2 separate regions of the Homo sapiens genome follow, and region 2 is linked to region 1. The links are chromatin loops, found by intact Hi-C in ENCODE. Cell type or tissue: heart left ventricle. All regions are shown on one strand. Links, peaks and the distances in the headings refer to the core of each region. The heading gives the core; the rest is flanking DNA.

The links. Peaks named below come from ENCODE experiments on the same cell type or tissue, not always from the same donor. Only the 100,000 strongest peaks of a DNase experiment are listed, where the experiment ranks them.
Region 2: it touches region 1 in a loop (3-fold over the local background); 103 of 110 quality-filtered maps call a loop at or near these places.

What each region holds. Positions count from the first base shown.
Region 1 is chr22:30,274,014-30,284,767 of GRCh38, forward strand. No RefSeq gene overlaps it. Among named protein-coding and RNA genes, the nearest start is that of CASTOR1, 10 kb to the right of the region's middle. RefSeq lists enhancers at 2,213-2,802, 3,674-4,202, 4,203-4,731. In heart left ventricle, for the core only: no CTCF peak of the experiment used is centred there; DNase peaks (open chromatin) are centred at 4,067, 5,608, 8,837, 10,278 and 1 weaker place; H3K27ac peaks cover 556 bases.
Region 2 is chr22:30,371,845-30,382,598 of GRCh38, forward strand. It overlaps CCDC157 (coiled-coil domain containing 157), which reads left to right. Exons shown (of 12, transcript NM_001017437.5): 7 at 231-442; 8 at 1,753-1,920; 9 at 2,079-2,247; 10 at 3,635-3,819; 11 at 4,415-4,503; 12 at 4,589-6,829. The coding sequence ends at 4,901. It overlaps RNF215 (ring finger protein 215), which reads right to left. Exons shown (of 9, transcript NM_001017981.2): 6 at 8,438-8,557; 7 at 8,218-8,361; 8 at 7,867-7,969; 9 at 6,977-7,778. The coding sequence ends at 7,756. KIAA1656 (KIAA1656 protein) reads right to left here and starts at 6,061. Exons shown (of 2, transcript NR_046312.1): 1 at 5,667-6,061; 2 at 1-4,176. In heart left ventricle, for the core only: no CTCF peak of the experiment used is centred there; no DNase peak of the experiment used is centred there.

The DNA.
Region 1 (10,754 bases), core at 2,536-10,535:
CCAGTCCTAAGCATTGAATCCTTGTAACCACTTTAGGAGGCAAGTATCATTATTTTGTCCTGCAGATGGTGAAGCTGAGGCCTGAGAGGCAGAGACCTGGGAGGGAGCAAAGGCACACTGGAGCCCAGGCACCCTCCTAGAGCCACCAGATCGACCCGCATGCCCAATGGGTTGTCCAGAACTGATGTTGCCAAGTGGCTTGAGGAAAGCAAAAACAACAGCTTGGGGAAGGAGCCAGGAGAGGGAGGAGGTTCCCTGTCACAGTGGGAGGCCAGCCAGGGCGCAGGACGGCACAGGCCTAGTTCAGAGAATGGCAGGTGTGGCTGGAAGTCTGACAGGGAGGAAGATGAGGAGTGAGGGGTGATGGCATCCCACTAGGCTTTGTTGCTTTTGCGGCCCCTAGGGAGGGGCTCATACCACACAGCCGGGTCGAGTCCTTCTGCTTAAACAGTCCCTGTCTTCCCATTGCCATTCTGATAAGGCCAAAGTCATTACCACAGCCACCAGGTCCTGCCCACCTCCCAGCCTCACTAGTACCTTTCTTTTGCCTGCCTTTCTCTGGCCTTCCTCAGTCCTTCCGGGAGCAGCTCTCACCTCAGGGCCTTTGCACATGCCGTTCCCACTTCCTGAGCACTCTACCTGTGACCTGCCACCTAGATATCAACGTCCAGTCCACGCTGCACCTTTTCAGGGAAGACCTCCCTGACCTTCCTCACCCCAGGCTGGTCCCAACCCGCCTCCTGGCACCCTCCCAGAGTACCACGTATCCCTCCACACCACGCTCTTCAGAGGTGTACATTTTTAAAACTATGAGGTTGTCTCTCCAGCCAGACTGGAAACTCTCAGAGGGTGTATACTGTGGTTGTGGCCCCCACCCCCATTGCCTCTCCAGAGCACAGCAAAGCCCCCAGAATGTAATAGGCTCTCCATACATTCTTGGTGAACCGATGAATGCACAGCCATATAGCTGCAGCCATCTTTAGAAGCCTGGGGAAAGGTGAGCTGTGGCTCCCAGGCTGCAGGACCCAGAGGCGTCCCTGTCCCACATCTGGTGAACCCAGAGCCAGGCCTCTGGAAGTGCAGGGCCATCTCGCTGTGGGCAGGAACAAGTCTCTCAGGCCCTTTTCCATGCATTCTCCCGGTCCCCTCTCCCGAAGAATCAGAACTCTATCAATCACAGTCCATCAGAGCATGTGATTTTGTTTCTGGGAAGCTTCAATTTCAAAGACGCTGAGTTTCTCTTTTATGATAATTTTTTTAAAGGGAAATCAAAATCTGCTCTTTCACTCACTGCAGATTTCAGCACTTTCCCGGAAAATTGACTAAAAAAGAAAAAGCCACTGGTGCTTCTTTTAAAGGGTTCACTTCAGAATGAATTCCACATGAGTGGCACCTGATGGTCTCATAGAAAGAGATTGGTCTTCGTGGAAGGGGGCAGTCCTACCTTTTGCAAAAACAGACAAATCACAGTGGGTTCTCAGTCTGTCATTTGACCTATATTTAAGTACCCACTGTGTGTGCTGGGCACAGGCTAGATGTGGAGGATAAATCAGAGAGAAGGAAAAGGCTTCCGGTCAAATGAATCTGCACCGAATGTCTTTTTATAGCCAGGTTTTGAAGGGTGAGTAAACGCACACGCTCACACATGTGCATACAAGGGCCAACACCCGGCACATGGAAGGGTCTGGAAAACCCACTGATGGACCACCCATTTCTCAACCCAGGCCACAGAAGGGAGCACCTGACTCACCCTCGCTTTTGTGGTGTAGCAATGCACCTGTGTCCTGAACAGCACCAATCAGAATCCTTCCCTGGAATGACGTCAGACTCAGGAAGCATACCTCTGTCACATGGCTGGGATATCACTAATCTGCCGCTATGGAAAACCACCTTCCCCAGCCTCACAGGCAGAGGTGTGGGGTCCTGCAGAGTGGACAAGAATGTGCCCGGCGCAGCCAGGGAGGCTGAGGGGTCTCCCTGAGCCCTGATCCCTGTTGAAGCCAGGGACATACACGTGGTGTGTCCCAGCCACACGGGACAAGACACAGGTCCCCTCTTTGCTAGCTGTGCTGGTTTTCTGGCACTTGGAGCTGGGAGTCCTTCGTCCCACACAAGCATGAAGATAGAGGCAGGAGGCACGGAGGACAGGGAGGAAGTTGGTCAGACTCAGAACGTTCTGTTGGTGCCAGCTGCACGGGCACAGCAAGTGCTGCAAAACCTCAGAGTCTTTGCCCAACAAAGAGGCAACTGCAGAAGATGGTGGGAAGCGGCCAGGGTCCCAGTGGGGCTGTCTACAAATGACAGCCCTGATCCCAAGGGGAAGTCTGGGACAAAGAGGTGGGGCTCCCAGGGATGTGGATCACCACCTGGAGGAAGTGCCCTGGGACAGGCGCTGTGCAAGGGTAGCTTTCCTCCCCGTCTTATTCTCGGAGAGACACCAAGGAAACTCAGGGTGTTTATTCTGATACGAAAAAGAGAAACAAATCCGGTAGTTCTGAGGGGAGAGAAGGCCATCAGCGCTTGCTCCATCCAAGGGCCTGCTGGTGGCCATTCAATGGGTGATAGAGGGTGACTGGCCAGGGCCAGGTCACTCTGTCCACAGAACAAGCATATACAGAAGGAAGGCAGAACAATGTGTCATTAAACACAAGTGCTGGGCGCCTCCACAGTCAAGAAGGCAGAGCTTAGTAACCGAAAGGTGAAAACAACCCAAATGTCCTTTAACAGATAATACAGCCGGGCACGGTGGCTCATGCCTGTAATCCCAGCACTTTGGGGGGCTGAGGCAGGTGGATCACCTGAGGTCAGGAGTTCAAAATCAGCCTGGCCAACATGGTGAAACGCCATCTCTACTAAAAATACAAAAATTAGCCGGGCGTGGTGGCGGGCGCCTGTAGTCCCAGCTACTCAGGAGGCTAAGGCAAGAGAATCTCTTGAACCGGGAGGTGGAGGTTGCAATGAGCCAAGATGGCGCCATTGCACTCCAGCCTGGGCGACAAGAGTGAAACTCTATCTCAAAAAAAAGAGAAAAGAAACAAAATGTGGTCTACGCAAACCATGGACTATTATTCAGCCATAAAAAAGAGTGAAGCACTAAAACACACTGCAACGTGGATGAACCCCAAAGACGTTATGCTGAACCAAAGAATCTAGATGCAAAATGTCACCTATTACACAATTCCATTGCAAGAAATATCCACCATAGGCAAATCCATAGAGACAGAATGCAGACTGGTGGTCGCCAGGGGCCGGGGGAGGGAGGAATGGGGAGTGGCTATTAATGAACGTGGGGTTTCTTTTTGGATTCATGAAGATGTTTCAGAACTAGACAGTTGTGCAACATTGTGAATGTACGAAAGGGCCCCGAATTCCTGAATTTGTTTTTTTTTTTTTCTTTTTTCTTTTTCTTTTTTTTTTTTTTTTGGAGATAAGGTCTGGCTCCTTTGCCCAGGCTGGAGTGCAATGGCATGATCTCAGCTCACTGCAACCTCCATCTCCTGGGCTGAAGTCACCTCAAGCCACCCCCTGCAGCTGGGACTACAGGCACGTGCCAACAGGCCCGGCTAGCTTTTAGTAGAGATGGGGTTTTGCCATGTTGCCCAGGCTGGTCTCAAACTCCTGAGCGCAAGTGATCCGCCCACCTCAGCCTTCCAAAGCGCTGGGATTACAGGCATGGCACCCAGCCCAATTAGTCATTTTTAAAATGGCTGGTTTTATATATTATGTGAAGCTCATTGCAATTAAAAAAAATTTTTAAGGCAGAGCTGAAAAACACAACCACCCCAGGAAAGCCAAGGGGGCTGGAAGACAGTGAGTCAGACGTCAAGGGGGCAGGAGAAAGTCCAAGGGCCTCCCCTGGCTCTTCCTGTTTTATTGCCTATTGTGCACTTATCTAAGAGCTCTTATTCTTAGACACAGAAAAGCCTCACTTAAGTTGCAAAGGCCGAGGCATGCTGGCTTAGGACACTGCCTGATGGCAGCTGGGAAGGCTTTCCTCTTTGGGAGAGAACAAGCATGGGGAGGCGCCAACCGGAAAGCTGGTGCAGGCTGGGAGGTCTCAAAGGCAGGTCTCGTGAGCAGGGGGCTGTGATCAGGGAGGGAGAGGACACACTAGGATTGAGACTGAGGCAGGGAGGCCAGCGGGGAGTCTAAGACAGCAACAGAGGAGAGGACATCCGTGGCTGAATCCGGTCCCTGGAAAGCATGGGGTGCCGACTGGGGAGGAGCACTGGGCTGGAGAGCCAGCAGGGTGGGGGGGCTCTGTGTCAGGGCAGGCTGGCTGAGCAGAGTCCAGGCTGAGCAGCTCTGGGCACAGTGGGCAGAAAGGAGGGGCAGTCGTGCTTCTGGCTGCAGACAGAAGAAGGGGACAGAGAAGGAGAGGAGGGAGCGGGTAGGAGGGAAACTGGAGAGGCCAAGGCTGAGGGAGCCAGGGCAGGAAGATGGAAGGTGGAGGGTACTGGTGACTGCATGGGAGCTGGGCCTTCTGAGAGCTGGGCACTGGAACCAGCACTGGGGGAGGTGGCAGTGCAGTAGCAAATGTCCCCTGATCAGGGAGAGGCAGGGAGGCCTGAGGGCATGTGGGTTCAGGGTAGAGAAGTAGACAAGAGGGTACACATAGGCACATGTGTGAACACAAAAACGTGAAAGACGGCTGGGCGCTGTGGCTCATGCCTGTAATCTTAGCACTTTGGGAGGCCAAGTGTGGATCACCTGAGGTCAGGAGTTTGAGACCAGCCTGATTAACATGGTGACTAACTTGACTGAAAATACAAAAATTAGCCGGGCGTGGTGGCGCACGCCTGTAATCCCAGCTACTTGGGAGGCTGAGGCAGGAGAAGCGGCTGAGCCTGGGAGGCAGAGGTTGCAGTGAGCCGAGATCGTGCTACTGCATTCCAGCCTGGGTGACAGAGTGAGACCTGTCTCAAAAAACAAAACAAAAAAAAACATGGAAGATGCCTCCATGCACGCATACTCTCAAAAACATACAAAACCAGCCCTGACACATAGAAAAACAGACTTGCAGAAACATAGACCCCCCCCAACACTCACATGTGTACACACATACACAGACGCACAGACACATACAGCCATATACATGCAGGCAGGCACACATGCAGAAAGAGAGCCAGTGTTCTTATGTAAGCAGATACATGTACACCCACAGACAGCCTGACCTCCAATAGAGGTCCAAGTACACACCCACACCAGGACACAACGTCACTTCTACATGTGGGTAAACTGTCTCACATACATGTGCACCTTCCTGCCAAAACAGACTCATCTGTAGAGACGTATACACAGAGGTCTGCACTCACTGCAAAGGCAATGCTGCCCACACACACCCAAGCAGCATGCACCCATGCAGTACACACACCCGTGCAGCTTGCAGACACCCCTGCGGCACAGTCACCCATGCAGCACACACATCCACATGGCACCATGACCAACCCCCGGGAAGGCAGCTCTGGGTACCCCATAAGAGGCAGCCTGGCTCTGGAACCCCAGTGCCGGGGCTTGCCTGGGAAAGTGAGATGCAAACCGCGGCCATTGCCCAACACACCCACCCTGCCAGCCCTGGGTCAGGAAGGAGCCAGGGCCAGGCCTCGCGTGCCCGCCCACACATCCGTTGCCACCAGCAGCAGACACCCGGCCACCGACGCAGACAGCTGGGATTGCAAGGGATCTTGCAAAATCTCCCATCCCTCAGGGTTCAGCTAAATTGTCTCTTTGCCCAAGGAAACTCCCCAGGCTCCTGTGGGGACTCCTAACCTTCTTTTGGAATTCTGGTTCCGCACTGCCCAGCTGTGTGACACTGGGCAAGGCACTTCACCTCTCTGTGCTTCATGTCCACCTGGGTAAAATAGGGATAACAAGAGCATGCGTTGAATATACAGTCATGCACCGCATAACATTTGCATCAATGATGAACCACATATATGATGGTGGTCCTGCAAGATTATAATAGAGCTCAAAGGTTCCTGGCGTCTAGTGATGTCTGGATGATCCAACCTTGTATAGACCTAGGCTAGTGTGTTAGTGTGTGCGTGTTGGTCATAGTTTTGGTGGGTTTTTGTTTTTGTTTTTTGAGACAGGGTCTTGCTCTGTTGCCCAGGCTAGAGTGCAGTGGCGTAAACACAGTTCACTGCAGCCTTGACCTCCTGAGCCCAAGCAATCCTCCCACTCCCACCTCCTGAGTAGCTGGGAGCACAGGTGCGTACCACTACACCCAGCTAATTTTTATTTTTTGTAGAGACAGGGTCTTGCCATGTTGCCCATGCTGGTCTCGAATTCCTGGGCTCATGTAGTCCTTCTGCCTTGGCCTCCCAAAGTGCTAGGATTACAGGCATGACTCACTGTGCCCGGCTTGGTCTTAGTTTTTTTAACAAAAATGTTTAAAAAGTTGTAAAAAATTTAATTTTAAAATAGAAAAAAGCTTATGCAGTAAGGATATAAAGAAAATATTTTTGTTTAGCTGTACAATGTGTTTTAAGCTGAGTGTTAATACAAAAGATTTAAAAATTAAAAAAATAAAAGTTTACAAAGTAAAACGTTATAGTAAGTGAAGGTTCATTTATCATTGAAGAAAGAAAAATATTTTTAGTAAATTTAGTGTAGCCTAAGTATACAGTGTTTATCAAGTCTACAGTAATGTACGGTAACGTCCTAAGCCTTCACATTCACTCACACTCACTCACTGACTCACCCCGAGCAACTTCTAGTCTTGCAAGCTTTATTCATGGTAAATGTCCTATTTGGGTATTTTTTATTTTGTTTTGTTTTGTTTCCGAGATGGAGTCTCGCTCTGTCCCCCAGGCGGGAGTGCAGTGGTGCGATCTCAGCTCACTGCAACCTCCACCTTCTGGGTTCAAGCAATTGTCCTGCCTCAGCCTCCCGAGTAGCTAGGATTATAGGCGTGCACCACCATGCCTGGCTAATTTTTGTATTTTTAGTAGAGGTGGGGTTTCACCATGTTGACCAGGCTAGTCTCAAACTCCTGACCTTGTGATCTGCCCACCTCGGCCTCCCAAAGTGTTGGGATCACAGGCGTGAGCCACCACGCCTGGTGGGTGTACTGTTTTTATAATTAATTAATTGAGAGACAGAGTCTTGCTCTGTCACCCAGGCTGGAGTGCAGTGGCATGATCATAACTCACTGTAGCCTTCAACTCCTGGGATCAAGTGATCCTCCCTCCTCACAGCCTCTTGAGTAGCTGAGTAGCTAGGACTACAGGCACACACCACCATGCCCAGCTTTTTTTTTTTTTATTTTTTGAGACAGAGTCTCGCTCTGTCGCCCAGGCTGGAGTGCAGTGGCGTGATCTTGGCTCACTGCAAGCTCCGCCTCCCAGATTCACACCATTCTCCTGCCTCAGCCTCCCAAGTAGCTGGGACTACAGGTGCCCGCCACCACGCCTGGCTAATTTTTTTTTTTTTTTTTTTTTTTGTATTTTTACTACAGACGGGGTTTCACTATGTTAGCCAGAATGGTCTCGATCTCCTGACCTTGTGATCTGCCCGCCTTGGCCTCCCAAAGTGCTGGGATTACAGGCGTGAGCGACCGTGCCCGGCCCTAGCTTTTTTTCTTTTTTTTTTTAGACAGAGTCTTGTTCTGTTGCCCAGGCTGGGGTGCAGTGGTGCAATCTCGGCTCACTGCAAGCTCTGCCTCCCAGATTCACGCCATTCTCCTGCCTCAGTCTTCAGAGTAGCTAGGACTACAGGCGCGTGCCACCATGCCCAGCTAATTATTTTTGGTATTTTTAGTAGAGAAGGGGTTTCACCATGTTGGTCAGGATGGTCTCAATCTCTTGACCTCATGATCCACCCGCCTCAGCCTCCCAAACTGCTGGGATTACAGATGTGAGCCACATGCCCAGCGATTTTAAAATTATTATTATTATTATTGTACAGATGGGCTTTCGCCATGTTGTCCAGACTGGTCTCCACCTGGGTAAAACTCCTAGGCTCAAGTGATTCTCCTGCGTCAACCTCCCAAAGTGCTGGGGTTACAGGTGTGAGCCACCACACCTGGCTATGCTTTTTTTATACCGCATTTTTACTGTGCCTTGTCTATGTTTAGGTATGTAAGCACTCGCCATTGCATTATAACTGCCTACAGTATTCAGCACAGAAACATGCTGTACAGGTTTGCAGCCCAGGAGCAACAGGCTAGCCCAGCTGGCCCAGGTGTGTAGCAGGCTATCCCAACTAGGTTTGTGTGAGTACACTCTATGACGTTCATACGACAACCAAATCGCCTAATGATGCATTTCTCAGAATGTATCCCCTCTCCTTAAGCAACATGTAGACTGTATAGATGTAAATTAACCAAGCACAACACCTGCCCTCCCATACAGGCGAATGAGGGAAGTGGCTTCCCTGTGCTCGCTCAGTAAGCCAGCCGCAGACGGCTCAGCATCCCCGGCTACTCCTTTCTCCTGCCTCCTGCTCAGGCCCTTCCCACTGGGCAGGATCCTGGGTCCCAGAGGAAGATGAAGAACATGTACAGTTTCTTCTCACCTCTACAGAGAACCAAAAAGCCAGCTGTGGAACCATTTGGCAAGCATGCGACCCAGCAGCCTCACCCACCTGGGAGGGAGATGAGGACTTTAAATCCTAAATCTCTGCTCCAGTATTTCGGAGAGGGGAATTTAGGAGTTCACTTCCTCTGTCTAGGCATGAAGATGAGAAAGGGTGGAAGTAATCCGCTGACTCTGCCTGGCTGAGGTTTCCTCATCTCCCGTCCCCACCCACCCAGGCCCACATCCTCCCTGCAGATGCTGGGCACCAGGCTGGCAGTTGGAGGGCAGAGAGCCCCCTCCCTCTCCCTGAGGGACCGTGGGCAGGCCCCTCCCTGGGACCTGCTACCATCTTTATGAAGACAGGCACTTCGGCTCCCCAGCCTGTGCTGATGTGGACAGGTGACCAAGAGCTCCCAAGGTGAAGGATGTGGGCTGCATGCCAGTAAGTGCCCCCAACCTCGGTTATGAATGACCCACATGGAGCCCAACCCCGGACCCAGGCTGACCAGACCAGCTTCCTGTGCCCCAGGACTCTCTGGGGGCCTGGATGGGACTAGGAGGTAGCTCTGTGAGTCTCCACCTTAACCTGAGAGATCTCAAGGTCAGCCTGTCTGACCTGACACACAGCATCAGCTGCGTGTGAGATTCCGGGTCACGTTCCTGGAAGATGCCCCCCACTTTCTCATCTGTGTGTCCCTGGGGCACTTCCCAAGTTCTGTGCCCCTGAGCCCAGCTTGGTCTCATGATCTCCCCAGCACTCCTAGGAAGGTGGCCCTATCTGTAGCCTGCTGGAGGCGAAGAGCTGGCCCAGTGACCCCTAAGGACCCTATTATCTAGGAGCTAAAAATCCTCCACACAGACACACAGGTATGTGGCAGAGACACACACAGGCACACTGACCTCAGGCCTGTGTGAGTCAGAGCAGCCCGCAGTGGTGCACCTGTGGCCCCTCACCCAGGCCAGCCTCGTGGACAACCCCAAGAACTAGCGGAGGCCAGGTTGGGACTTGGTATGAGGGACCCAAGAGAGGCCTGAGGCCCTTGGTGAGCCGGGGTGACAGGAACACCAAACCAGGCAATGACTCATAGGCAGACAGACAGATGGTGAGACCCCCAGGGCTGGATATGGGGCCAGGAGCCCACTAGCTGTAGGTTAAACAGCCCCAAGAATCCTGACTCTGAAGCTCCCACCTCAAGCCCAGACATCCCCCAAGCCAGGGCCCACACCAGGCCCTCAAAAGAGAGGAACTGGGACTCCTACTCCCCCAACCCCCCTCCCCCAACAAAAGACAAACTCGGCCTGGTGTGGCACTTTGGGAGGCCAAGGCAGGCGGATCACTTGAGGTCAGGAGTCCAAGACCACCCTGGCCAATGTGGTGAAACCCTGTCTCTAGTAAAAACACAAAAATTAGCCTGGCATCGTGGCGGCCCCCTGTAATCCCAGCTATTCATGAGGTTGAGGCAGAAGAATCTCTTGAACCCGGGAGGTGGAGGTTGCAGTGAGCTGAGATTGTGCCACTGCACTCCAGCCTGGGAGACAGAGCGAGACTCCATTAAAAAAAAAAAAAAAAGTCAAACTCCAAAGAAATGCCCCCCTCCCCATGTTCCTGAAAGAGCTGTCTCCTAGGTCTCCATGCACATGGGGAAACTGAGGCTGAAGCGAAGGGCTGGCCCGGGGGGCCCCTGCTGCTCACTCACCAGGCTGTGCTGTGCTCTTGGCTCCTGTGATCTGTAGCCCGAGGCCCCAGACCCCTGGTCCCCAGGAGCAGGGCGGGCGCATTGCCAGAGGCCTGTCCCTGTTCTGGCTTTTCTGAGGAGCCACCACGACCTCTGAGTACACAGAAGTCACACCCTTCTTCCCTGCCTGAGCATGGGTGGGTCTGGGCTGAGGGAACCCGATAGTCTCCCTGGGTCATCTGTGGGGCCCCATCAGGCAATAGCAGGATCCCAGCCTCACCAAGCAGGGAGGCGGCCCCGGAGGACAGAGCAGGCTCCAGGTGGCCTCCAGGTCCCTGTCCCATCCTCCTGGCCCTGAACTTTAGGAATGACTCCAGGAGAGCCCTGGTGTTAAGAACTGACTGATCTCTTAGCCAACAAGAGGGACGGCCAGAACTCAGGCAGGACCCAGAAAAAAGCAGGCAGCGGGCTGGAAGAAAGAAAAGTGCTTTTGGGCCCTCTTTGGTGGGTTTCATAGCAGGCCGGCCATATCCACAATGACAGGGAAGGCTGGGAGACT
Region 2 (10,754 bases), core at 1,140-9,139, 96 kb after region 1:
AGGAGGGTGGGCCTGACCAACCACACTATTGGCGATGACCAAACTGGGTTGCCACCTCCTACCGAGAAAGCGCCTTCTATTTTCCAAACCCACCTCAGGTGGGGTCTAGAGCCCCATTTTGTGGCTGAGGACTCTGAGGCCCAGAGATGGGATGTGAGCTCCCGTCCTAGGTCTGAGGTAGTACAGCGCTCCCCTGCCCTACCCCATCCCATGTCCACTTAATGCTGCAGAGGCAAAGGCCCAGCAGCTGCAGGAGGAAGGTGAGCGCAGGGCGGCAGCGGAGAGGCAGGTGCAGCAGCTGGAGGAGCAGGTGCAGCAGTTGGAGGCGCAGGTGCAGCTGTTGGTGGGTCGGCTGGAGGGCGCTGGCCAGCAGGTCTGCTGGGCCAGCACGGAGCTGGATAAGGAGAAGGCCCGTGTCGACAGCATGGTCCGCCACCAGGAGGTGAGGCCAGGGCCCTCGCTAGCCTGGGCATCTGCAATGTAGGCTGCAGGGAAAGAGGGCTCCACTGTCAGGGAATGGGGGATCATCTATATTGGGCATCTGCTCCCTGAGATGCCTCCAGGTGTGGGGGTTGACTCACCTTTACAGAGAGTCTACCCTGAACCAGGCACTGGGGGAACAGTGACCCAGGGACTGATACTGCCCAGTGAGGCCTCACTCTGGAAGAGCGCCCCACAGGCAAAGATGAGCAGGTGTGCCACACTCTCCTGCCAGATGGCTAAGGGGTGCAGGGAGGGATGGCCACATCTGCCATGGGAATCCAGAATGGCTTCTAGGAGGAGGTGGCCTTTGAGCTGGACGCCCATGACAGGCAATTAGTCCATCAGCCAGGGGAAGGACAGGGCAGGCAGAGGGTGAGCCAGGGCCCGGGGCATAGCTGTGCTCTGGGCAATGGGGCCTCACAGGAGTCCTCAGAAGTGTGGTTGAGGGAGTAGGTGACCTGTTGCCTAGTGAAAGGGGCAGGTCTGGGGGCTGTCTTGGCTGGGTCTAACCCTCAAAAGCTCAGCAAGGAGCCAGGAGTTCAGTTGAGAGTCCCCAGGGTCAGACATGGGCCCAGGGTAGGGGAAGCCTTTCTACCCCAAGTGGGTGCTGTTCTCTGTGCCTTGCAAACTGTCACAGCCGCCATGTATCAGGTGTCTGCTGTGACCCAGGCTTCAGGCGCCGCAGCCTCTGATGCTTACTCCTCGCTACAGCAACAGGAGGTAGATACTCTTGTCACCCCCATTTTACGAATGAGGAAACAGCCTTATTGAGTGAGGTTAAGGAAGTTGCCCAAGGCCACACAGCTAGTGAGAGGTGGAGCCAGGACTCCGAGCAGTCCAGCGTTAGTTCTTCCTGCTTTCCATTCAGTGGGTGTTAGGAAATGTGGGCTTCAGCAACATGGGATGATGTGACACTGGAGACCCGAGGAGAAGAAAAACTTAGTTCCCAGAATTCCTCTCCAAGTGGGGTCTGTGTATGACTGGAAGGAAGTGGGGGTGAGACCCCCAGAGCCAGCCATCTGCGTTCCAAGGGCCGGGGTCTTCAAGCTGGGATCCTGGCCTTGACCAGGTCCGGTGTGCATCTGCCTGCTGCCAGCTTCCCCCGACCCCTACCCTTCCACGCATGTGACCAGCATTCCCTAGACACAGACACACACCCCAGGGGGGTAGCAGCCGAGGGGTAGTAGATGCTGTAGCCTCCTTAGTTCCACATGGCTGGGCCTAGCCCTGTGGGTCTCACAGCCTCCCTGCTTGTCCGTTCCTGCTTAGTCTCTGCAGGCCAAGCAGCGAGCCCTGCTAAAGCAGCTGGACAGCCTGGACCAGGAACGTGAGGAGCTGCGGGGCAGCCTGGACGAGGCTGAGGCCCAGCGGGCCCGCGTGGAGGAGCAGCTGCAGAGCGAGCGGGAGCAGGGGCAATGCCAGCTCAGGGCCCAGCAGGTGAGGGTGGGGGTCTTCCTTTTTGCCAGAGAAGTCTCCGGCCAACTGAGTGCCTGCAGGCCTGTCCCATGTCTTTTCTTGGGTAGGGACGGTGCCCCAGGGCGCTGAGTACCATGTAGCTCACTCAGGAGCCAGGCCTGAGCCTCCGTCTGTCCCAGGAGCTGCTGCAGAGCCTGCAGAGGGAGAAGCAAGGCCTGGAGCAGGCGACTACGGACCTGCGGCTAACCATCCTGGAGCTAGAACGGGAGCTGGAGGAGCTGAAGGAGCGGGAGCGGCTGCTGGTGGCCTTCCCAGACCTGCACAGGCCCACCGAGACCCAGATCCATGGTAGGGGACTGGGGATGGTGCCAAGGGCATGCTGGGGCTCAGGGCCAGCAGCTGAGGGCTCGTGTGGGCAGGACACTGGGGACTGCAGCTCCCTAGCCTGCAGCAAGGGTGTTAAAGCCAGGCGGCCAGCAGCGCAGCCCCTGTGGACCCACCACAGCACGCAAGTGCTTCATGCGTCATCCACTCTGCATAGACAGGGACGTGAAAGCCCAACAGTGATGTGACTGCCTCTAGTCACAACAGCCAAACGCAGACACAGGTCTGGTTGTCCCCACAGCCTGTGCTCTTCACTACGTCACATGCTAATTCTTGCTCGACTTCTGTGTGTCCCCCTTCTTGGTTCTTGGAATGGGTCCCCAAACCACACCATGGGACTAGTCCCAAGGACACAGCCTCCAGCTGCCCACTGTCCTGGACCCCATGGCATAGGAGTGCTAGGTACCCATCTTGGCACAGGATTGGATATCAGGTGACCTGGGTTCTCCCAGCCCCTCCAGACCCCTAAAGCACTAGGGCAAATCCTTTTGCAGAGCTGGCAGGAAGATGTGCAGTTAGCTGCTCGTGAGACATCATCCAGGCCCTTCTGTCCCCTTCTCAACCACCTTGTGAGGCAGGTCATAGCCCCATAGCTATTTCCCATAGCAGGAAACTGAACCAGAAGGGGCAGCAATTCTCCCGGGCTCCTGGAGCCAGAAGGAAGCATCCATCACAAAAGCAGGGGAAGAGCAGCCTGGCGGAATTCCTGCCGTTCCCAAGCTTGAGCTGGCCGTGTGACCTTGGACAGCTCACTTTGGCTGTAGCCTGTCCAAAACGGGGGGGCCTTGTCAGAGATTCACTCTCCTCTCATGCTTATTTGCTAAGTCTTTTTTTTTTTTTTTTTTTTTTTGAGACAGAGTCTCACTCTGTTGCCAGGCTGGAGTGCAGTGGCACAATCTCTGCTCACTGCAACCTCCACCTCCTGGGTTCAAGTGATTCTCCTGCCTCAGCCTCCTGAGTAGCTGGGACTACGGGGGCCCGCCACCACACCCAGCTCATTTTTCTATTTTTAGTAGAGACGGGGTTTCACCATGTTGGCCAGGATGGTCTTGATCTCTTGACTTAATGATCCCCTGACCTGGGCCTCCCAAAGTGCTGGGATTACAGGCGTGAGCCACCGCGCCCGGCCTTGCTAAGTCTTTTGAGAGCTCTAGGTCCCACCCAGCTCTCAGATTTTATAATACTATGGTCATCTTCCCTGCAGGTTGGGGGACAGGGAAGGGGGAATAAGGCCTCGGGAGAAGGAAGATGAGCTAGGAGGCCTGGTGCACTACACAGCTCCTTTGTGCCTCCAGGCCACCTGCCCAAGCTGGTGTGCCTCCCTTCTAAGGTCCTGTCCCATTGGGCACAGGAGGCAGATCCAGCAGCGTGGAATCCCAGATAACATGTCCCACAGACTCTGGCAACGTCACAGATCACATGGAGAGGCAAGTGCAGTCCAACGACATCCGCATCCGGGTCCTACAGGAGGAGAACGGGCGGCTCCAATCAATGCTGTCCAAAATCCGGGAAGTGGCCCAGCAGGGTGGCCTCAAGGTGGGCCTGAGAGGGCGGGCCCTTGGGGACCAGGAGGAAGCCCCTATCCAGCAGCAGGTCTTCAGACTCTGCCCCGGGAACTTGTGGAGAGCCCACCTCATCACATGAGGCCTTAGGCTGTGCTTTTGTGAAACATTTTTCACATTTCCAGAAGGCGTGAGGATGTTATGGATCCGATGCCTTCCAGTCCCATATGCCCTCTATAGCTGTCATTCCTTTAAGTGCAGCAAGAAGCCTCGTCAGGCCGGGTGCGGCGGCTCATGCCTGTAATCCCAACAATTTGAGAGGCTGAGGCGGGCAGATCACTCGAGCCCAGGAGTTTGAGACCAGCCTGGACAATATAATGGGACCCCGTTTCTACAAAAAAAAAAAGAAGCCATGTCAGAAAGAAACCTCCCCACACTTGCTGCCTGCCCAAGGCTCTGCAGCTGAGAATAGGCCCTGGAAGGCTTCCTAGGCCCTGCCCCTAGGTGAAAGGGCCCATGGATATGCGCCCGGCCCTTCCCTCCCCATCCCTGGCTACGACACCCTCTCTGTACAGTGGGGAGGGGACTCCTGGGCCCTTATAAGACTGGCTTTTTTTTTTTTTTTGTAGCTGATCCCGCAGGACCGGCTCTGGTCCCCTTCCAGCAAGGGAACCCAGGGAGCAACACCACCAGTCCAGGCCAAGAGCACATCCCCAGGGTGAGTGAGGCTTTACTGGAGGTGGGGCAGGTGAGTGGAGTGTTCCCTGCATTCACAGGGGATCTTGGATCTGGTTTTCCTTCAGGCCTCTGGGCAGACAGCACCTTCCTAGCAGCAGGACGGGTAGGACCCTGCTGGGCCAGCCCTGCACATCCCCACCTCGGCAGCCCTGCACATCCCCACCTCGGCAGCCCTGCACATCCCCACCTCGGCAGCCCTGCACATCCCCATCTCGGCAGCCCTGCAGCCAGCCCAGCAAGTCCTTGCTGGAGGGTGTGACCCACTTGGACACCTGCACCCAGAACCCCATCAAGGTCTTGGTCAGGCTGAGAAAGAGACTGTCACCTGGCCGGGGACAGGCCAGCTCTGCACACCAGCCCCAGGAGCGGCCCATGTAGCCTGTGGCCCAGGGCTGAGGCTGGATGGGAGGTGGCTGGCAGCCCACCCACTGTAATAAAGCCCCAGCCATTGGCCCACAGCAATCTTTGCCTCACAGTATGACTGAGCCAAGGAAAGAACCCTTCCTTCCCTGTCCTGGGCAGGGGCCACTGAGTCCCCAGCCATGTAGTTCAGTCAGTCAGCAGAGTCCTGGCACTATGGGCCCTCAGTAAAAGGGGCCTTCCTGCTTCCCTCCCGACAGAGGCTGTGGGATAGGAGAGTACACCCAGGGCAGAGGAAGCTCCTAAGACCTGGGCCAGGTGAAGGTCCGTTTTTCTATCCCCAGAGCAAGGGTCGAGGGGTGAACCTTGGCTCAGTGGCCCGCACTGACTCAGGAAGGGGTCAGGTGGGAGTGGACAGAGGAAGGGCCGGTGAGGATGTCTGAAGCAGGCAGAGGGCAGCAACGCCTTCAGCCTCCCACCCTGGCTCTGGACCTGCGCTGGGCACATTAAGGACCCAAGAGGTCAGGCCTCCTTTCACTGAGGAACTCCTTGCCTTTAGGAAATGGTGACCGTCATGAAGGTTTCTCTAAATCCTGGAGATCATAGCCCCAGGAGGCCACTGAAGGCGGGGCAAGGCCTCCACCAAGCAGAGGACACCCTGCCAGCCCTGGCTTTCCCATCCCTGTCCCTTGGGGGTCTCTTCAGCCCAGGGTGCCATGCGGCCAAGCATCTGGGGCTCTGGTTTTCCTCATGAAGCCACCAGCCTACCCTGAGCCACCTCACCTGTGAAGGACAATCTCCAAAAACTTGCTGAGGCCTTCTCAGGGCGCACGCTCCCAAATGCCTGAAGCATTTTCCCTTGGTGAAGAGGCCGTCAGGTAGAGCACCTCAGTTCACAGAGAAGGGTCAAGAGGGGCCATGTATATAGCTGAGCTACCACAGCTTTGGTCAGCCCAACTTCCTGCTTCTGAGGGGCCTGGGAGTTCCTGAGGGAGGCTGGGGTGCCCCGGGCACCCCCCTCACAGGGGAGCACCATCCCTCAGCACCCTGAGCCAGAAGGCCTGTGCTCAAGTCCAGGGGAAGGACCTCACAGCTGAGTAGCTCTCTCAGGCGCCCACCAACTCCGTGCCATGTATTCATTAGCTCCCAGTTCTGGCAGTCAGAAGTCCAGGTTCTGTGTGGCTGGGTTTTTTTGCTCCGGGTCCCAGAGGGCTGAAATTGAGGCATCTACCAGGTTGCGTTCCTTTCTGCCGGTTCTGGGGAAGAATTGGCTTCCAAGCTCCACTTGTTGGCAGAATTCCGATCCTTGCGGCTGTGGGACTGAGGTCCCCATGTCCTCGCTGGCTGGCTGTAAGCCAGGTCCTCTCACGGCTCCTAGAGGCCGTCCACCTTCCTTGCCATGGGGCTCCCTCCATCTTCAAGTCAACAACAGAGGATTTCTCATGTGCTGAATCCCCCACATGCTTCAAATCCCTGACTTCCTCCTCTTCTACCAGCAGAAAACTACTTTGAATAGGCTCATGTGGTTAGGGCAAGGCTCACACTCAAATACTTTCCCTATCTTCAGGTCAGCTTGCTATAAGACAGAACCCAACCATGGGCATAAAATCCCTTTGAGAAGCCAGGCGCAGTGGCTCACGTCTGTAATCCCAGCACTTTGGGAGGCCGAGGCAGGCGGATCACCTGAGATCGGGAGTTCGAGACCAGCCTGACCAACATGGAGAAACCCCGTCTCTACTAAAAATACAAAATTAGCCGGGCGTGGTGGCGCATGTCTGTAATCCCAGCTACTTGGGAGGCTGAGACAGGAGAATTGCTTGAACCCGGGAGGCGGAGGTTGCAGTGAGGCGAGATCACGCCATTGCACTCCAGCCTGGGCAACAAGAGTGAAACTCCATCTCAAGAAATAAAAATAAAATAAATAAATAAAATCCCTCTGAGTCCCAGTTCCAGAAATTATATTAATGCAAGGCATGTTCACGGCAGGTGGTAGTGGGAGACCTTGGGGGCCATCTTAGAATTCCATCTACCACAGGCAGTAGAACCTAAGGTAACTTTTTAAAATCTTAAAACACCTATACACATTTTACATCTTATGTTAAAATATAGCCACGTTTATTTTACTATTAAACCTTCCCTACTCCAACTCTTTAAAAAAAAAAAAAAAAAAAAAAAAGGATGCCCCTGGATGAGGCACCACATTGATCCTGTGGCTTCGAGTATCCCGGTCAGCAACACAAAGCCGCAGCCAAGGATTCCAGAACAGGACGGTTTCTAAGACCTCTGGTCCTAGCCAGGCCCAGGAAGGGAGCCAGGCTGGACAGGCAGTGGGACCCATGGCTCCCAGTGCTTGAGGACCAAAGGCAACAGGCAGACAGCCTTGACAAGAAGTATCCTGAAAGACGGTCAGGCCAGGGTACCCCAAGGCCAGATAGCTCTTCCCTCAACCCACCCCCCAATAAATAAGCACAAAACCTGGCCACTGTAGTCTCAGCCCCCAGGAATTCCCAGACAGGCCACAGGGAGCTCCCAGAACCCTGGCGACAGCTACACTGGCCCCATATTCTCTTTCCTTATTGACCTGGGAGCTGCCTGTAAGGAGGGCAGACTCACGTCACAGGATTGCAGAGAAGGTCCCAAAGTGACCTCTCTTCCTTGACTGACAGGTCCCAGCCCTAGATCCTCAGTCTGAAGCTGTGGGGCCCTCCTTCCCAGTGTGGACATGGTGGGGCCCTCATCCTTCCTCCCACCCACTGGGCTTGCTGTCCTGTCTATCCTGCTGTCCCATCCTGTCCTGTCCTGGGAGCCCAGGCTGAGGACCGGGGTGCAGGCAGGAAGGGTCCATCCCCATGTGCAGAGTCCAGCTGGGCAGCTAATCATCGGAGTAGCGGTTCCCTGCAGGGGAGGGGAAGAAGAACAGGGAGAGAGGCATCAGGTGAGGAGCAGGCAGAGTAGGCCGAGGGACCCCACCCCTGGTGCTCACCCAGGACGTTGAATTTGCACAGTGGGCAGGTCTGCTGGAGCATCAGCCAGGGGTCCACACAGTCTCGGTGAAACTCGTGCTTACAGGGCAGCACCCGGAGCCACTACAGGGGTGGGGGAGGAAGGGCTCAGGTCACCGAAGCAGGACTCCACGTGGGGGTGCCTGGTCCCATGCCCCTCGCCTCAGCTGGGGAACTGAAACCTCACGGCTTCCCCCACCCCCCTGAAATTCTGCTCTGTGGCCCTGGGGGCTGAAGGAGAAGGGCCTGGTGGTGGTGGTTCCAAGGTCCCAGGAGTAAGGTGGGAGGCATCACAGGTGAGCTGATGGCTGGTCTCTACCCGGGGCACTAGCCTGTTTGTTGCAGAAGTAGTCCAGGCACACCGCACAGGTCTCAGCACCCGGATCTGGGAGGCCCTGCGCTGCCCTGCTCAGCCGGCAGCGCCGTGTCTTGAGGGATGCCAGTCTCCGCACCACGCGGCGCTTAAACAGGTCCACCTGTGGGGAGAGGACGGGCACAGTCTTGCAGGTCCAAGGGCTGAGGGTGCTGGGGCTCCCTGGGGCTGGCTCCCACCTGGCCTCCGAGCTCCCGCTGGCTCTGCCGCGACGCCTGCCGCTGGGCCTGGACCACGAGGCCTGTGCACAGGAGCATGGCCACCAGCAGGATGGCGTTCCACAGCTGCTGCAGGGGTTTCTGGGGAGGGAAGCAGTCATCAGGGACATGGGGCCACCCCCACACGCCTCCCTTAGGAACATCTACCCCCAGGAACGCCAGGGAGCAGGCAGGTGAGGTATGCTGACGGCCTCTGTGTCCCTGCAGTCCCCAGCTTCCTCTTCTGAAGGCTCCGTCTCTTCCATTGTGTGCTTCTCAGGATCACTCACTCTGCCCTACACGTCTTCCCATCCAGCTCCAAGGAGAGCCACATCCATTCCCAGCCCAGGGCTCTCTGGGCAACAAACCTGATGTTTTGCATACACAGAAGCTTCTATCTGGTAGCCTCAGAGACTCCCCAACCCAGCACCCAGCAACCCAGCACCCAGCCTGGGACCTGCTCACTCTCCCACCCCCATCCTCCTGCACTTCCTCCTGGTCGGCTTTCTCAGGCCCTGCCATCAGCCACTCACCCATCCAGCCTGAATGTTCGCACCCCCCTGTACGGGAGGGAGCCAGCCCCCAAGGCCTGTTGCTTCGTTCTCCTGGGTGGGGGTGGGTCTCATGCCCTCCTTGCCACCCACTTCCCACCCACGGTCAGAGGGTTCTCCCCTGCACACCAGGCCCTGCAGCTCCCCTGCCTGAGCTCCTTCCCTGCAGTGCCACTTGCCTCCTCTCAGTGTCTGTGCCTTTCCACACTGTTCCCTGTCTTGGGAACCCTCTTCCACCTTATCCCTTTCCTCGGCTACTGCCTCCACCACATCTTGCTCTAGAAGCTCCCTGACCTCTTATGGCTGGGTGAATGCGCCCCCCTAACCTCCCGCTGCCCCGCCCTCCTCACACCCGCTCTACCCAGCGTTCCCTTGCAGCTGCCCTTGGGGGTCTGTGCGCTCCCATCGGTGGGAGGTAACCATAGCTGATGTGGTCACCACTCTAACCCAGTACCTCCCACCATCTTTGTGGAATGAGTGAATTTGGAAAGGAAACATGACTGAGAGAACACTTTAAAGCCTGGGGGCCCCGGGCCCCTGGGCAGCCTCAGAGTGACTGAGGGAACCACAATGATCTTGACTCAACTTGCCCCAGATGCGGTGTGGCTGCTGCGCTCTGACTACTCAACAGCTGGCTCAGGAGATGGCGCAGCGGAGTAAGCAAAACACAGCACGCTCCCTCCAGGTGCGCCTCTGCACAGGGTCTGTGGATGTGTTAGGACTAACACGTGCATTCACTTCAAAGCTCTCTGCAGCTGAGTACTGCTCTGCCATCGTGTTCTTCCCCGACCGATGCTGAAGCTCATCTACCGTCATGTGGGGAAGAGGGGCTGAGAAATGATCTGATATGAAGAGGCCACCGCTCTAGACAAGCCTGGTGCTGCTAGTGCCACAAGCCATTGCTCTGCTCACAGTGGAGGTGCTCTGGGGGCCCTCACTGGGAAGTGTCTGTGAGCCCCAGCTCCCCTCTCCATCCTGCTCTCTTCTCTCCTCCAGCTGCAGCTGGGCAGTGCCACCTGTTCTAGGAAGCTGTCCCCAAGCTCCAGGCTGAGTGCCTTTATCATGCCCTAGAGGGTGCCGGGGCCACCACCAGCTCTGTGCTTACCCCAGCAGAGTGACAGCATGTCTCTGGCCTATCTGCTCTCCAGACTGGGCCCCCATGAGCCCAGGGCTGGAGCAGCCCACGTTGGCCAACACGTGCTGGGGGCTGTACACCAGGAGACCGGGGCATCACTGCCTGGCAGAGAAGTAACTCAAGAAATGCTTGGGGGCCAGCCGCGGTGGTTCATGCCTATAATCCCAGCACTTTGGGAGGCCGAGGTGGGCGGATCACCTGAGGTTGGGAGTTCGAGACTAGCCTGACCAACATGGAGAAACCCCGTCTCAACTAAAAATACAAAAAATTAGCCTGTGTGTGGTGGTGCATGCCTGTAGTCCCGCTTACTAGGGAGGCTGAGGTAGGAGAATCGCTTGAACCTGGGAGGCGGAGGCTGTGGTGAGCCGAGATTGCGCCATTGCACTCCAGCCTGGGCAACAAGAGCGAAACTCTGTCTCAAAAAAAAAAAAAAAAAGCTTGTGGACAGAATACCCTTGAATGCCCTTGATGCCAAGTGTTGGGTATTGGAAATCCAGAGATGATAAAACACAGCCCTGGCTGTCAGGAGACAAAGTGACACTCCCCTGAGCCCCATGCCAGGACTAAGTGGCCATTATGGCATAAGCTCTCCAGGGCAGAGCCTGCTGTAGAG